2 separate regions of the Homo sapiens genome follow, and region 1 is linked to region 2. A link is an interaction called in ENCODE POLR2A ChIA-PET data of the cell type or tissue named here. Cell type or tissue: OCI-LY7. All regions are shown on one strand. Links, peaks and the distances in the headings refer to the core of each region. The heading gives the core; the rest is flanking DNA.

The links. ChIA-PET counts read pairs that join two places held together with the same protein. Peaks named below come from ENCODE experiments on the same cell type or tissue, not always from the same donor. Only the 100,000 strongest peaks of a DNase experiment are listed, where the experiment ranks them.
Region 1: POLR2A ChIA-PET joins it to region 2 with 9 read pairs; 4 of 35 experiments call an interaction of 5 or more read pairs at or near these places.

Annotation. Positions count from the first base shown.
Region 1 is chr19:34,146,084-34,154,412 of GRCh38, forward strand. No RefSeq gene overlaps it. Among named protein-coding and RNA genes, the nearest start is that of LSM14A, 22 kb to the right of the region's middle. In OCI-LY7, for the core only: no CTCF peak of the experiment used is centred there; no DNase peak of the experiment used is centred there.
Region 2 is chr19:33,763,005-33,771,333 of GRCh38, forward strand. The region is part of intron 3 of CHST8 (carbohydrate sulfotransferase 8); the gene reads left to right. Among named protein-coding and RNA genes, the nearest start is that of KCTD15, 30 kb to the right of the region's middle. RefSeq lists an enhancer at 343-947. In OCI-LY7, for the core only: no CTCF peak of the experiment used is centred there; a DNase peak (open chromatin) is centred at 5,037.

The sequences.
Region 1 (8,329 bases), core at 182-8,181, 380 kb after region 2:
AATACACTTTTTATAAAATGCTTAAACAACTTTCACTGTAGTAAGTTGGTTTGGTTAAAAACTATCATGTGATATCATTTGATGTAAAATATCTAGGCCGGAAAAAATGTATATATATCTAGGCCGGGCACAGTGGCTCATGCCTGTAATCCCAGCACTTTGGGAGGCTGAGACGGGTGGATCACTTGAGGCCAGGAGTCTGAGACCAGCCTGGCCAATATAGAGAAACCCTGTCTCTACTTTAAAAAAAAAAAAAAATAGCGGGGTGTGGTGGCACACGCTTGTAATCCCAGCTACTCGGGAGACTGAGACATGAGAATCACTTGAACCCAGGAGGGGGAGGTTGCAGTGAGCTGAGATCGCGCCTCTGCACTCCAGCCTGGGTGACAGAGTGAGACTCCATCAGAAAGGAAGAGAAGAAGAGAGAAGGAGAGAAAAGAAGAGAGAAGGAGAGAGGAAAGAAAGAAAAAGAAAGGGAAAGAAAGAAAAGAAAAGAAAAGAAAAGAAAAAATGCTTAGAATTCACGGAATAAAAGGAGTATTGCATGCATTATAAAAACTAATGGCAAAAACTATTTCAGTTGCCCAGCATATGGGGGGACATCCCATTGGGGAATAGAAATAGAAATACAAATCCTGATGATCACCAAATGTACTAACTTGTTTTTTTGTTTGTTTGTTTTTTGTTTTTCTGAGACAGTCTCACTATGTCACCCAGGCTGAAGTGCAGTGGTGTGATCATAGCTCATTGCAGCCTCAAACTCCTGGGCTCAAGCAGTTCTCCTGCCTCAGCCTCCCCAGTACCTGGGACTACAGGCGCATGCCACCATACCTGGCTAATTTTTTTGTAGAGACAGGGTCTCATCATGTTGCCCAGGCTGGTTTTGAACTCTTGGGCTCAGGCAATCCTCCTGCCTCAGCCTCCCAAAGTGCTGGAATTACAGGCATGAACCACCGCACCCAGCCTGAACTTGTCCTTTTTTGTTAAAGGTGTTAACCAAAGTCTTGGAGGTACACCACTGGCAAAAGTTTAACAAAATGCTTCTGCATGAGAATCTAACCTTAGGGTTAGTTCCCTGAAAGCATGTGTCAACTACGTTGCTAGGCAACATTGCTTAGAGTAAAAATGATCATTGGTACCTTGTACCTGGAATCACCAGGTAGTCGTATGTGGTATTTATACCAGTTTTTGCTTTCTGAGTGTGGAATTTTTGTAACTGGGCATGTCCCTTGCAGAGACCCTGGAAGCTATGTTTATGGAATTGTTATGGGATGGTCTCCTGTGAGGCATCGGGCTTTTAAATCAGGAACGCTGGAAGCAGTGGCTCATGCCTATAATCCCAGCACTTTGGGAGGTTGAGGTAGGAGGCTTGTTTGAGCCCAGGAGTTCGAGACTAACATGGGGAACATAGTGAGACTCCATCTGTACAAAAAAAAAAAATTTAATTAGCCAGGTATGGAGGCATGCACTTGTGGTCCCAGCTACTGGGGAGGCTGAGGCAGGAGGAGCGCTTGAGCCCAGGAGTTAGAAGCTGTGATGAGCCACGATTGTGTCACTGCACTCCAGCCTGGGTGACAGAGTGAGACCCTGTCTCAAAAAAATTGATGAAGCCATCATTTAGGGCAGCTCTCCTAAAGGCCCAGTGTAGATCTCGCCTGTCTCCTTGTATCTACTGAGTGAACTGCATCAAGGACACTAGATTAGAGGAATGACTACCTGAAGGAAGCCGCTTTGATAACAGCTAGGGCCCCTGCGCTTCATCCTTCTAAATACTCTGAATGTGACTCCTGGTCATCTCGTGAGTTTGAATAAGCCCAAGAAGACCACTAGTGGGGATTGCATAAGTTACATCAGCCAAAATGATTCTTCTTTTCTTTTCTTTTGAGACAGAGTCTCACTCTGTCTCACAGGCTGGAGTGCAGTGGCCCAATCTCTGCTCACTGCAACCTCCACCTCCCGGGTTGAAGTGATTCTCATGCCTCAGCCTCCCAAGTAGCTGGCATTATAGGTGCCTGTCACCACACTCAGCTATTTTTTGTATTTTTAGTAGAGATGGGGTTTAGCAATGTTGGCCAGGCTGGTCTCGAACTCCTGACCTCAAGTGATCTGCTGGCCTCAGCCTCCCAAAGTACTGGGATTACAGGCATGAGCCACTGCGCTGGGCCCTCTTTTGTCTTCTTTAATTTGGAATGCTTCTTTAACTTTTTTTATTTTTCCTTTCATGACATGGACATTTTGAAGAGTACAAGCCTATTGTTTTAGTAGAATGTCCTTCAATTTCGCTTTGTCTGATGTTTCCTCATAGTCAGATTCTGGGTTGGGGCTTCCCCTACTTTAGGGAAGTCCACTCTGATACCCTCCCCAAGCCTTGCTCTCAAGTTCACAGCCAAGGGGTCAAACCCATTGGAGTCTGCCCACTGCCACCTTCTGGAGCACAGGTTGGCAAATTTTTTCTCTGAAGGACCAGAGAGTAAATATTTTAGGATTTGCAGGCCAAGTGGTCTGTGTCACAATTTGACTTTGCCATCGTAGCCTGAAAGCAGCTACAGATAACACATAAATGAATTAGCATGACTATATTCCAATAAAATTTTATTTACAAAAAACAAGTGAAGGGCCAGATTTGGCCCCTGACTCTAACCCATGTCCCAGCCCCCAAAACCTCCAGAGTTCCATGCCCAAACAGCCTCCAGTCTGTTTCCAGGGTAGGCCTCTCTTTCCTGCATGCTGTATCCTGAGGGGCATCATATTGCCATGTGGGTGTATGTTTTCCCTAGACTAAGAGGTGGCTGGGTTTTGTTTTGCTTTGTTTGAGATTGAGTCTGGCGCTGTCGCTCAGGCTGGAGTGCAGTGGCACGATTTCAGCTCACTGCAACCGCCGCCTCCCAGGTTCAAGTGATTCTCATGGCCTTGTCAGCCACTGCACCCGGCCAAGGTGGCTGTTTTGAGGGCAGATGTGGATACACAAGCTGAAGTGTCTGCAAGAGTGCAGGTGAAGATTCAAGGAATCCTCCCACCGCAGCCTCCCAAGTAGCTAAGACCAAAGGCATGCGTCACCATGCCTAGCTAATTTTTTAAAAAATTTTTAGAGGCCGGGTGCAATGCCTCACGCCTGTAATCTCAGCTCTTTGGGAGGCCAAGGCAGGCAGATCGCTTGAAGTCAGGCGTTCAAGACCAGCCTGGCCAAAATGGTGAAACCCCATCTCTAATAAAAATACAAAAAAAAAAAAAATAGCCTAGCATGGTGGTGGACACCTGTAGTCCTAGATACTCAGCAGACTGAAGCAGGAAAATCACTTGAACCCAGGAGGCAGAGGTTGTAGGGAGCCAAGATCACGCCACTGCGCTCCAGCCTAGGCAACAGCGTGAAACTCCATCTCAAAATAAATAAATAAATAAAATAAAAAATAAAAATAAAAATAAATTGTTTTGGCCAGGCACAGTGGCTCACACCTATAATCTCATCACTTTGGGAGACTGAGGCAGGCAGATTGCTTGAGCCCAGGAGTTCAAGACCAGCCTGGGCAACATGGTAAAATTTTGTCCCTAAAAAAAAATTTGCTTTTCCTAGCTGGCACAGGCCAGGTGTGGTGGCTCACGGCTGTTATCTCAGCACTTTGGGAGGCCGAGATGGGCAGATCACTTGAGGTCAGGAGTTCAAGACCAGCCTGGCCAACATAGTGAAACACTGCCTCTACTAAAAATACAAAAATTAGCCAGGCATGGTGGCACACACCTGTAATCCCAGCTACTTGGGAGTCTGAGGCAGTAGAATTGCTTGAGCCCAGAAGGCAGAGGTTGCAGTGAGAAAAGATTGTGCCACTGGACTACAGCCTGGGTGACAGAGCGAGACTCCATCTTGAAAAAATAAAAAAAAATTAGCCAACGTGGTGATGCATGCTTTTAGTCCCAGCTATTCGGGAGGCTGAGGTAAGAGGATTGCTTGAGCCTAGGAGTTCAAGGCTGCAGTGAGCCGTGATTGCATCACTGCACTCCACTCTGGGTGACAGAGCAAGACCCTGTCTTGACAAAAAAAATGTTTTTTAAGTTTTTGTAGAGACAGAGTCTGGCCATACTGCCCAGGCTGGTCTGGAACTCTTGGGCTTAAGTGGTCCTCCCACCTCAGCCTCCCAAAGTGCTGGGATTATACGTGTAAGCCACCAGCCCAGCTACAATTCTAATTTTTCTTTTCTTTTCTTTTTTTTTTTTTTTGAGATGAAGTCTCACTCTGTCACCCAGGCTAGAGTGCAATGGTGTGATCCTGGCTCACTGTAACCTCCGCCTCCCGGGTTCAAGCGACTCTCCCACCTCAGTTTCCCAAGTAGCTGGGACTATAGGTGTGCACCACCAGGCCCGGCTAATTTTTGTATTTTTAGTAGAAACAGGGTTTCACCACGTTGGCCAGGCTGGTCACAAACTCCTAACCTAAGGTGATCCACCCACCTTGCCCTCCCAAAGTACTGGGATTACAGGCATGAACCACCGCACCTGGCCTAGAATTCTAACTTTTAGACATTTAGACACATGGTATGTCATCTCCATTTGCACTTTGCCCCTGCCCATAATGCAAGGGGCAGCCTGTGTGAAAGCACAAACGCTTCTCAGAACAGCCTTAGCCAGGCTGGCCTGGTCCCCACAGATGTTCACCAGGGAAGGGAGTCTGCAGGCTGGCTTCTATCTCCACATCTCCCCTGGGAGAGTCCGGAGCAATTCCTGGGCCATGCCTCCCAGCCTCCCCTTGCCTGCAGCCACTCAGCTCAGCACCAGACCCCAGCCTTGGTGCTCAGCTTCTCAACAACAGAGCAGAGAAGACCCCAAACTGGCCAGTTCCTCCGTCTTCCCACCCTCTACTTCTGGAATCTCTTTTCTCTTTCCTTCTTCCTTTTTTTAATATACATTTAAGGGGTATAAGTGCAGATTCCTTAAATACATATATTTCGTCATAGTGAAGTCTGGGCGTGTAGCGTACCCATCACCCGAATAATGAACAATGTACCCAACAGGTAATTCTTCAACCCTCATCCCCCTCCCACTCTCCCACGTTCTGGAGTCTCCAATGTCTATTATTCCACTCTGTATGTCCATATGCACCCATTGTTTAGCTCCCACTTATAAGAATACACAGTATTTCACTTTCTGCTTCTAAGTTATTTCTGTTAGAACAATGGCCTCCAGGCCAGGCATGGTGGCTCATGCCTGAAATCCTGCACTTTGGGAGGCCGAGGCGGGTGGATCACCTGAGGTCAGGAATTCAAGACCAGCCTGGCCAACATGGTGAAACCCTATCTCTACTAAAAATAAAAAAATTAGCCAGACATGGTGGCCCACACCTGTAATCCCAGCTACTTGGGAGACTGAGGCAGGAGAACCATGTGAATCTGGGAGACGGAGGTTGCAATGAGCCAAGATCGTGCCACTGCACTCCAGCCTGGGTGACAGAGCAAGACTCCATCTCAAAAAAAAAAAAAACCAAAAAAAACAAAAAAAATAACAATGGCCTCCAGCTCCATCCCATGTGGCTGCAAAATACATGATTTCATCCTTTTCTAGGGCTGAGTAGTATTCCATGGTGTACATATACCACGTTTTCTTTATCCAGTCCTCCGCTGATGGACACTTAGATTGATCCATGACTTTGCTATTGTGAACAGTGCTGTAAGGAACATACGAGTGCAGGTGTCTTTTTGATATGATTTATTTCCCTTTGGGTATTTACCCACAGTTGGTTTGCTGGATGGAATGGTAGTTCTATTGTTAGTTCTTTGAGAAATCTCTATACTGTTTTCCATAAAGGTTGTACTAATTTACATTCCCACTAACAGAGTACAAACATTCCCTTTTCTCTGCATCTTTGCCAACATCTGTTGTTTTTTGTGGAATGTCTTTTCTTTATAGTCGATCTAATTTCCTTTAACCTCTTGATATATGAACAACAAATTCATCCCTTGCGGCAGCATTAAGACCTTTGGAGGTTTCCTGCTCTCCTCTCATTCACTGAACACACACACCACCACCACCACCCCACTACCATGACTACCCCATCTCTGCCATCTGATCAGCACAGGGCCTGAAGGCACATTCCCTGTACCCAGAGCACTATGAAGCAACACAATGTTGTAGGAGTTACCATCCTACCAACACTACTGCACGCTCACGTCCAAGATGCTTTGGAATTCCAGCTAACAAAGTAACACCAATATGGTACCCAGGTCGCATAAGCACTCAAGTGTATCCAGAAAGATGAGCAATTCTTTTTTTTTATATATACTTTAAGTTTTAGGGTACATGTGCACAACACACAGGTTAGTTACACATGTATACATGTGCCATGTTGGTGTGCTGCACCCATTGAGCAATTCTTTAAAATGTGATCCCATGAAATATTTCTAACTTTTCACAATCTCAAAAAGTAAGTGACAGCTATTGCTCTAAATATCACTTTCAATAATATAGTACTTGTAGCAAGGCATCCTATAATTTTAAGAGCTACATAATGTAAATTACGTAATTTACATAATTATTATAATATAGTAACTGTTCTTTTCATTATTTTGCTCAGTGTTTTTACTTTTATCCTAAAATTGCTTTCCATAAACTCCAAAAGTTGTTTCTTTTAATACTTTCAGTCTCTAGAGAAAAAGCAATTTTATGAAAGTGTTTTGCAATAATATATTGATTAATTACTCTATCATTTTATTTGCCAATAGTTAGGCCCATTCCTTAGCATAATTTACTTATTTGTCTCTTCATTGACTCAGGCCACCATCAGAACACATAATTATTCATGATAAGAAGTTGGGCAAAGCAGGAATTTTGCACACAAAGAGGTAGAGCCGAATCAGATATTGAGTACATTAATTTCTTTTGTAACTGGGTGCTGTAATAAGAGAGCTGAGGCTTGGACTTTAAAACTTGTGGTACAAATCTTGACCCAGCCGTCAACCACCTCAAGTCAAGACTATCACCTTCCCCAGCCCTTAGTGCCCCCACTATCGAGAGAGGAACTTGGTGATACTGGTTCCTGTACAACACAGGTAGTATGACGATCAAGTGATAAAATGCTTATAAGAGAGCATTAATACCAGTGACATCAATGTGCTAGTTGTTATCTCATGACATGCAAAGTCTTCTCATTGGATCATGATTCCCAATACTGTCATGGCATTGCTTTCCTTTGACAGATTGTGATGGTTGGTTTTTCATGACAACTTGGCTAGGCTAAGGGATGGGCAGATCACTGGTACAACATTATTTCTGGGTGTGTCTGTGCAGATGCTTCTGGAATAGATTAGCATTTGAAACAGGTGACTGAGTAAAGATTACTCTCACCCATGTGGGTGGGCATCATCCAATCTATTGAGACCCTGAATAGAACAAAAAGACAAGAGGCCAGGCATAGTGGTTCACATCTGTAATCCCAGCATTTTGGGAGGCCAAGGCAGGAGGATTGCTTGAGGCCAGGTGTTCAAGACCAGTCTGGGCAACAGAGTGAGATCTTGTCTCTACAAAAAATTTAAAAATTAGTGTGGCGTGGTGGTGAGATGGGATTTGTTCCCTTGACCTTCACCCCCTTCATGGGCGAGAACTGGAGTGGCTCATTTCGCTCAGCCTGCCGCTGGCCACTCCTTGCAAGAGGGAGCGTGTGAGCAAGCGAGTGTGGGAACCAGAGGGAACAAACGCTAGAACCAAGTTCTGGCGGGAGCAGGCTCTGTATGGGCCTCACAGCAGCATCCAAGCCCCTGCCCTTTTCGCACCCAGGTTCTTGTCCGGCATCCAGGAAGGATCAGGTTGCATGAACGGATTGAAGGGTAGCATATGTGGGGTATCTTACTGGGTGATGGAAGTGGCTCTCAGAGGGATGGGAATTGGAAAGGGGATGGTGCGGGAAGAAGGTGATCTTCCCCTGAAGCCACACCATCTGAAGTTAGCTGTGTCTTGCAGAGATCCAGCCACTGCACTCCAGCCTGGGCAACAGAGCGAGTCTCCGTCTCAAAAAAAATAAAATAAAATAAATAATTTCAACAGAATTATTAAAGATGTTAAATAGCCAGGTGCAGCGATTCATGCCAGTAATCCCAGCACTTTGGAAGGCTGAGACAGCAGGATTATTTGAGGTCAGGAGTTCAAGACCAACACAGAAAGACCCTGTCTCTAACAACAACAAAAAAAAATTTAGCCAGGCTCATGTTGGTGTGTACTTGTAGCCCCAGCTACTCTGAAGGCTGAGGCAGGAGGATCACTTGAGATCAGAATTTGAGGCCACAGTGAGTTATGACTGCACTACTGTACTCCAGCTCAGGTGATAGACAGCAAGACCCTGTCATTAAAT
Region 2 (8,329 bases), core at 215-8,214:
ATTACAGGCGCCCACCATCATGCCTGGCTAATTTTTGTATTTTTAGTAGAGACAGGGTTTCACCACGTTGGCCAAGTTCTTGACCTCAGATGATCTGCCCGCCTCAGTCTCCCAAAGTGCTAGAATTACAAGTGTAAGCCACCACGCCTGGCCTGTCTTCTAATTTTTGATGTGCTAAGCCTGCATTAAAAACTACAACTCCACATGGACCCTCCAGGGTGGTCCTCCGCGTGGTCCACAGAGGGAGGGAGTAAGCCTTTGCTCTGGTCTGAGCCAAAGGTCACTGTGACTGAGTTTGATCATCTCAGAGCCTAGGGGAAGAAGCCCCCCACCCAGAGGCCAAAGCTGGAGGAGAGAGGCCAATACATGACCAGTCTGATGCAGCTCTCCAGTGTGTCTGGCCTGACTGCTGCCTCCCCTCGAAGTCCACACTCTGACCACAGAGCTGTCATCAGGGCCCAGGAACAGCCGGCTCCTGTGCTGGGGCAGCCCTGCCACCTGGAACCCCACGTACCTGTCCCGTGTCCTAGGGCAGCAGGTGGCCGTGACTGTGACAGAGGCTGGTCTCCAGGCTGTGCCCTGGGGACCCAGCAGAGAATGTAAGAAGTTGGATTTTCCCATGAACACAGATGAGAATTGAAGCCCTTGGGTGAGGCTTTTTTCCGGGCGTTCTGTGCCCAGGAGTCCAGGCTGCCCGCTCATTGCTGCATGTGTTGAAACTTCAGTTTTGCATCTAATTTGCATATGAACAGCCTGCCTCAGATGGAGGATGCAGTTCACAGTGAGGCAGTCAGAGGCCCATGGGGACAATGTGTCCCTCAGCCCTGGGGCAGTGGAGACCTCACAAGGGCAGAGCCTGAGCCGGTGGGAGAGGAGCCAGAGAAGGTGTGGCCCGGTCCCAAAGCAGGCCCCGGCCTGGCATACTGTGGATGGTGAAAGGAGCTGGCAGAGCCAGTCTTCATGGCCACCCAGCCAGGGCTGGGGGTGGACAGACTCCTCCAGTGGGATTGCCCCTGTCTGCATCTAGCCAGGGGGCTGGCACCTGCTGCCCAGATGCGTGGGCCCTTCCCAGCTGGGAGGCTCCAGCCAGAACCCTGGGCCCAGCTTCTGGGAAGCCCCATACCCTTCCTCATGTCCAAGGCCAGCTCTCAGTCCAGAAAGCACCAGCCTTTCCACAGGCATTGATGGGCATTGTGCCAGAATGACACAGATGGACATGACACAGGCCCTGCCCCAAACACACCGAGAACCAACAACCCTTCACTACTGATCAGCAGGCGATCTAAACCAGCAGACGAGCTGTTTCTTCACCTCCTTCAGGCTATCCTGCCCTGTCTTCAGAACATCCAGCTGGGCGTGGTGGCTCATGGCTGTAATCCCAGCACTTTGCGAGGCCAAAGCGGGAGGATCATTTGAGCCCAGGAGTTCAAGACTGCAGTGAGCCAGGATTATGCCACTGCACTCCAGCCTGGGTGACTGAGCAAGACTTTGTCTCTTCAAACAACAAACAAAAAAACACTCTTAAAGCCCCATGAGATCACATGAGACCCTGTCTGTACTGGGTCAAATTGGGTGCCCGCCCCACCCTCAAAAAATGCTCAATCCCAGCTCCCTGTGCTTGTAAACTGTGACCTTGTAGGGTCTTTGCCGATGTAATCAAGTTAGGCCACTAGAGTGGGCCCTTTTTAAAAACATTTTATTTCCATAGGTTTCTGCGGAACAGGTGGTGTTTGATTACCTAAGTTCTTTAGTTAGCGGTGAATGGTGAGATTTTGATGTACCCATAACTGGAGCAGTGTACACTGCACACAATTTGTAGTTTTTTATCCTTCACCCCCTTCCCACCCTTTCCCCGAGTTCCCAAAATCCACTGTATCATTCTTATGCCTTCGCATCCTCATAGCTCAGCTCCCACTTATGAATGAGAACATACAATGTTTGGTTTTCCATTCCTGAGTTATTTCACTTAGAAAAATAGTCTCCAGTCTCACCCAGGTGGCTGCGAATGCCATTAATTCATTCCTTTTTATGGCTAAGTACTATTCCATCATATATATATATATATATATCAGAGTTTCTTTATCCACTCGTTGATTGATGGGCATTTGGGTTGGTTGAGTGGGCCCTATTTTAATATGACTGGTGTCCTTATAAGAAGAGGAGAAGAGACACACGTGTGCAACAGCTGTGTGAAGACGAAGCAGAGATTGATCTTCTGTTGTTGCAAGCCAAGGAACGCCTGGGCTGTCGAAAGCTGGAAGAGTCGAGGAAGCATCAGCCCGTACCCAAGAGGCAGTGGAGGGAGTGTGACCCTGCTGGCACCTTCATTTCAGACATCTAGCCTTCGGAACTGTGAGAGAACACATTTTTGTCATTTTAAGCCTCCCAGTTTGGGATACTTTGTTACAGCAGCTGCAGGAACAAACCAAAGCACCTCCCGTGATGGTTAATTATATACGTCACCTTGCCTAGGCCATGGTGCCACAGGGTTTAGACAAATGCCAGTCTTTGTGTGTGTGTGTGTGTGTGTGTGTGTGTGTGTGTGTGTGTCAGAGAGAGAGAGAGAGAGAGAGAGAGAGACGGAGTCTTACTCTGTTGCCAGGTTAGAGTGTAGTGGCGCGATCTCCGCTCACTGCAACCTCCACCTCCTGGGTTTAAGCGATTCTCCTGCCTCAGCCTTTCGAGTAGCTGGGATTACAGGCACACACCACCATGCCCAGCTAATTTTTGTGTTTTAGTAGAGACGAGGTTTCACCATGTTGGCCAGGATGGTCTTGATCTCTTGTGGTCTCGCGATCCACCTGCCGTAGCCTCCAAAGTGCTGGGATTACAGGTGTGAGCCACCACGCCCGGCCAGGAAGGCATTTTTTAGATGTGATTTGCTGTAAAATGTGTAGCCTTTGAGTAGAGGAAATGACCTTCCACAATGTGGGTGGGCTTCATCCAATTAGTTGTAGGCCTGAAGAGAAAAGAGTGAAGTTCCCCAAGTAGGAGGGAGTCTCGGACCTCCTTCCCATGCAAGCTGCGGCACCAGGTCTTCCCTGGGTCTCCGGCCTGCTGGCAGATTTTAGATTGCCAGCCCCCAGAATCACATGAGCCAGTTTCTTAAAATCAACCCGTCTCGCTCTCTCCTCTCTCTCTCTTCTTCTTCCTTTCCTCCTTCTCTCCTCTCCCTGTCTCGCTTCCCTCTCTCCTTCTCCCCTCCTCCACCTCTACCTCTCCCTTCCCTCTCTCTTTCTCTCCGTCTCTTTCCCGCCTCCATATATATCACCTGTGGGCTCTCTGTCTCTCTGATAACCCTAACTAGCATGCCACCCCCCCATTCAGAACCCTTCATACTTCCCATGGAGTGGAGCCTGGCATTTCCCTCAGGCCTCTCTCCCCCAACCCGCCCACCTTCTCTCCTGCCAGCACCCTGCACTCGGGGCAGGCCATCTGTAGCTCAGCACTGCACTGTGAGGTCAGGTGCGTGACCAGCTGTGGGGCTGCCCCAGGGCTCGGAGGCCTTTCTTGTGTGCACCTTAGGTGTGGGAGCTGCTTCTTCCTAATGGGGGCATGGAAGCAGCAGGGCAGAGGCCGGCAGCCTGGGCTGTCCGGGACAACAGTGTTCATCCCACCAGATGCCACTGTAAGGAGTCCAGGTGGAGCCGAAGCTCAGAATCCGGGTACTGCACGTGCTGAGGACCAAGATGCAGTCGGGACCTTGCCTTCAGGGAACTCCCCACCCCCAGTCGGGCCAGCCTGAGCCAAGAGAAGCAGCCAAAAGCCCTGGAGGCTCCCTGGCCTGTTGGGCAATGGAAGTGGACGTGGAGTGGACAGCGCCAATGGGTGTGGGGCAACCTGCCAGCAGACTCAGCCACCAGAAGCCCCGGGCACATGGAAACGCGGCCACACAAACGGCCCCATCAGGAAATCCCAAAAGACCAAGAAGCACGACTCAAACTCCACCACAGACAGGGACCTGGGACTGGCATGGCCGCTCCTGCCCTCCTTCCCCAGTTCTCTCCCATGCCTGTCCCTCTGCAGATTTGACTCTTTAAGGACAGTCGCAGTGATGGGAGTGGCGGGACACTAGCATCATCGCCCATCAGGGCTCGGGGCTGGGACATGAGCAGCCAATGCAGCCGTCATTCTCCCAAGAGTGAGCCACCTGGGGCTGGGGGAGGCCAAGGGCTCATTCGAGGCAGTTGGGTCCTGTCCTCACCTGTCAGTGCTGCCTGTCTACAGGGCCTGACCAAAAGGCTGCTCCCCAGTTACCACCCTCCATGGCTCCTGGGCAGTGGGGATTGGGGCTTTTGTGTGGCACCCTGCAGGTCTTCCTCCTGTGAGCCTAGAGAGGAGCGGGCAAGAGACCCTTCTCCTTGGACATGCTGGTATAGCCTCCTCCCCAACTCTGCCCCAAACCCAGGCCTGATGACTAAGAAACTGGCCTCACACACTCATCAGTCTCTGCCTCTCCTCAATCAGGAGGCTTTTCAGCTAAACGCTGAGAACTTCAGCCAATGAAGAGTTCACACTGTGGAACACATTTGGCAGTGCCCATAACTCACGCCTTGTTTATTCTCACCGATGCTCTTATCATAGCGCATGTGTTCCAGCCACTCCACGCATGTCATCTGTCCAGAAAGAGAAAGTGCTTGTTTATTTCTTACTGTGCGGGGGGATGGAGCTCCCTTACAGATTGTGAACCTTATATTGACAGGAGAAGAGAGGTAACTCAAGACACCGAAAGTGGGGTGTGCGTGGTTGGTCTTGGATTCTGTCGCAGGGGTGGAGGTGGGGAGGCAGGGAAGGTGCGTGGCAGCATTGGTGGCGTTGGATGGAAGAGGAGGTGGGTTGTGGCTGGAGTTGCTCTGCAAGGCCACTGATGTTATCTAGATTGTACGTTTTATTTGGGGGCTTGAGAGGGGCTGGAGGTGGTTATACTGAGGCCAAAACTCCTTCCCACCCATAAGTGCCCCCCACGGCACTGGTACCACTGACCCCTGGTGGCAAACCTTCCTCATCCTCGTGAGCCCTTAGCTGTACTTCCCTGAGCGCTGATGGAGCTGTCCAGGGTCCTGACGTGCAGCCCACTTGGGGATGTGCAGACCCCTGCCCCAGGATACCTAAGGTTTCTCCTGGTTTTCACTTGCCCAGAGCCAGCAGTGGTTTTTGCTTCAGCCTTTATCTGACTGGTGCATGGAAGAGCAGTTTTCTTCCTAGTGGGGACACTAGGTTCACGGCAAAGGGGAGGTCCCTTTAGATTTCCTTCATTACGTTTCTTCTTTATTCGAAAGTGAACTTGTAGCCAGGTATGGTGGCTCGCACCTATAATTCCAGCCCTTTGGGAGGCCGAGGCAGGAGGATTTCTTGAGGCCAGGTGTTTGAGACCAGCCTGGACAACATAGCAAGACCCCATCTCTAACTATTTCTAAAATAAATGTAAATTTTTTTTCTTTTTCTTTATTTTATTTTATTTTTTTGAGACAAAGTCTCACTCTGTTGCTCAGGCTGTAGTGCAGTGGTGTGATCTCAGCTCACTGCAATCTCTGCCTCCTGGGTTCAAGTAATTTTCATGTCTCAGCCTACTGAGTAGCTGGGATAACAGGCATGCACCACCACACCCAGCTAATTTTTTTGTATTTTTAGTAGAGATCGGGTTTCACTATATTGGCCAGGCTAGTCTCGAACTCCCGGACTCAAGTGATCAGCCCATCTCAGCCTCCCAAGTGCTGGGATGACAGGCATGAGCCACCGTGCCCGGCAGTAAATTTTTAAAAATGTTAAAGTGAGCTTGTGGGGATAGGTCTAATCTTTGCCTGATAAGCTGCCGTAAGTCTAAGGGTTGGGAATAGCTTATGGCAAACTCAGGCTCTACTTAAGATGTTACTGATCTCTCTTACTCTCCACAAGGCAATTTTTCCTTTCAAAGGAGGAAGTTGCAGGCAGGTTGGCTTTATGGACACATGTAAACAGGAAATCAGGAGACTCGCCCAGCCCCAGGCTTTGTCTAGAAGGAACTTTTCCTCTAGTTAATGCCAAGGGCTCTAGCTCAGCGAGCATTAGAGTGGGACAGCCCCAGAAGCTTAGGCTCAGAGTCCAGAGGTCCAGGAGACAGTGTCCCCCTGTCCAGTCCTCACAGGTAAAATGGAACAGGACCACAGCCCACTGCCCTCCGAGGCTGTGGGGACAGTGCCAGTGGGAGGTCATGGCCTCAGGGGCTGCAACCTCAACAAGCACATGGCCTTCCATCTTCCCCCCGACTGGCAGGATCCCTTTTGGAAGTGGCTTCTCAGCCCCACTCTTGGCCAAATCTGGCATGACTCATTTGCTTTAGAAAAGGAATATATAAGCACCGTCACACCTTGATGAGATGACAGGAGTGACAAGCAGAGTGATTTCCCATATCTGAGACTCTGAGGAGGAGAGGTGGTTTAGCAGAGCCAGCTGCCATAACCAGAAGAAAATAATTAAGGAAATCTGGCAGAGTAGAGGAAAACCAAGTGGTGCAGCGGGTCCCTTCTAGTGAAGGGAGCTGTCATCATCGGCTGCGGGAGAGAAAGGAGCTCTGGAGGCTCGTGCTGGGACAGCTGCAGTAATGATGGGATGGGGAAGAGGAGGGGGTGGCTGTCAAGGAGGGAAATAGACTCTGGGCATGGCAGGGGGTGGCAATGAGCAGCTTGATTCTAAAGACTCCTCTCTCAGGCCAGGCACCTGCTACTTACACCCCACACCCTGAAGGGTGCAGCCAGGTCTACTTGGAGCTTCCCCTCAGTCTCCAGGGAAGAGTCTAGAAGGCCTGTTTCAAAGATCCCCCACATGCACGCATGTGCACATAAGCTTGGGAGTGCCCAGGAAGATGGGGACACTCTGCCCTTTGCCCAGGGGAGAGCATACCCTTGTTCCCAGCCCAAAGGGACAAGCGGAAGAAAGATGAAATGTGTCCCAGTTCTGCCTGCATTTCTGCCTCTCTTGGGACTTGAGGAAGGTTCGGGCAAGCTCAGGGAATTCAGGCTGTCCATTCCAGGGCTGACCTTGCATCTCCTTCCTGGCCTGCTAATGACTGAAGGAGACGTGCGGGCACGGCCTCAGCCTTACATTGTCTGGGGCATGGCAGTGGCTGAGTCTGTAAAACTGGACCTCATGGAGAAATCCACAGAATCTCTGGCTCAGGGAAGACCTGGAGATCCCTTCACCAGCTGGGCTCCTGCCACTGGACCTCTGCCCAGGACGTGGAGACAGCCAGGAAAGTGGTGGGACACTGGAACCCCCCTCCCGCAGGCAGCAGCCAGGATTTGCTCAGGTGTGGTCGGGCATGGTGCCCCGGCGCGCCAGCCAGAAGATCCAGCTCTCTCCTTAAGGGATAGCTGGCTCTGATGGTGACCATGGCTTTTGGCAGAGCCTCAGGACGAAAATGTCCACCCACATGGTACTGGAGCAGAAAGAGCCCCTGATTCCTCGGTGGCCAGGTAGGGACTGGGGAAGGAGGCTCCAGCTTCTAAATAGATTCCCCCCAAAGGGAATCTCCTTGTCCTCCTGCGACTTTCCCCCAAAGCAGACCAAATGAGGTATGACACAGAATATTCTGCTCTGGCCAAAGGTTCACCTCACCAGAGCTTGCTTCTTAGGTGAGCCCAGCCCAGGCATGGGCCTCCTTGGTAGGCAGAGGGGGCGTTCCAGAGCATGGCCATTGATGCACTGGTCTCTCTGTGTCTTCCTGAGGTCATCAGTAAGTTAACGCTGGACAATTACCCTCTACCTGGGCGCTGCTTAGGGCTTTGGGGGAGACCAGGGCGAGCAAGATATGCTTAGCTCACCCCAGAACTCCAGAGCCAGCTGAGAAGGCCAAGATCACAAAGCAAATGCCCAGGTTAGGGAACTTCCTGTAGCAAGAGGAGAAGAAGCACGTTCCATTCCTAGGCCTGGTGTGTGCAAAGGTGTGGGTGTGAATCATATTCCAAGCATAGAGAATCCACAGTGGCCAGAACTGGGGCATGGCTGATGGGGTGTGGAGAGAGAGTGGATCGAGCTTTCTGAAGGGTCCTTTCCCTGTGACTTAATGACATGGTGGGGTGCAGGAGGAGGTGGCCTGTGAGAGTCCTGGCTGCTCCACAGGGCAGGTATGGGCACACCTGGGCAGGGTGCCTTTCCAGACCTTGTAGATCACATCAGGAGGCAGGCGTGATGCAGAGAAGAGAGCCTCAGCTGCGAGCCAGTGGGACCACATGTTTGCTGCGTCCCCATTTTCTGCATGGGTAGGGGATGGAGGGGCTCCAGCACTGAGCCATGCCCTAAGCTGCCTTTCCCTAGAGCCTACCCCAAGATCCCTCCAGCCTGGATGTCCACA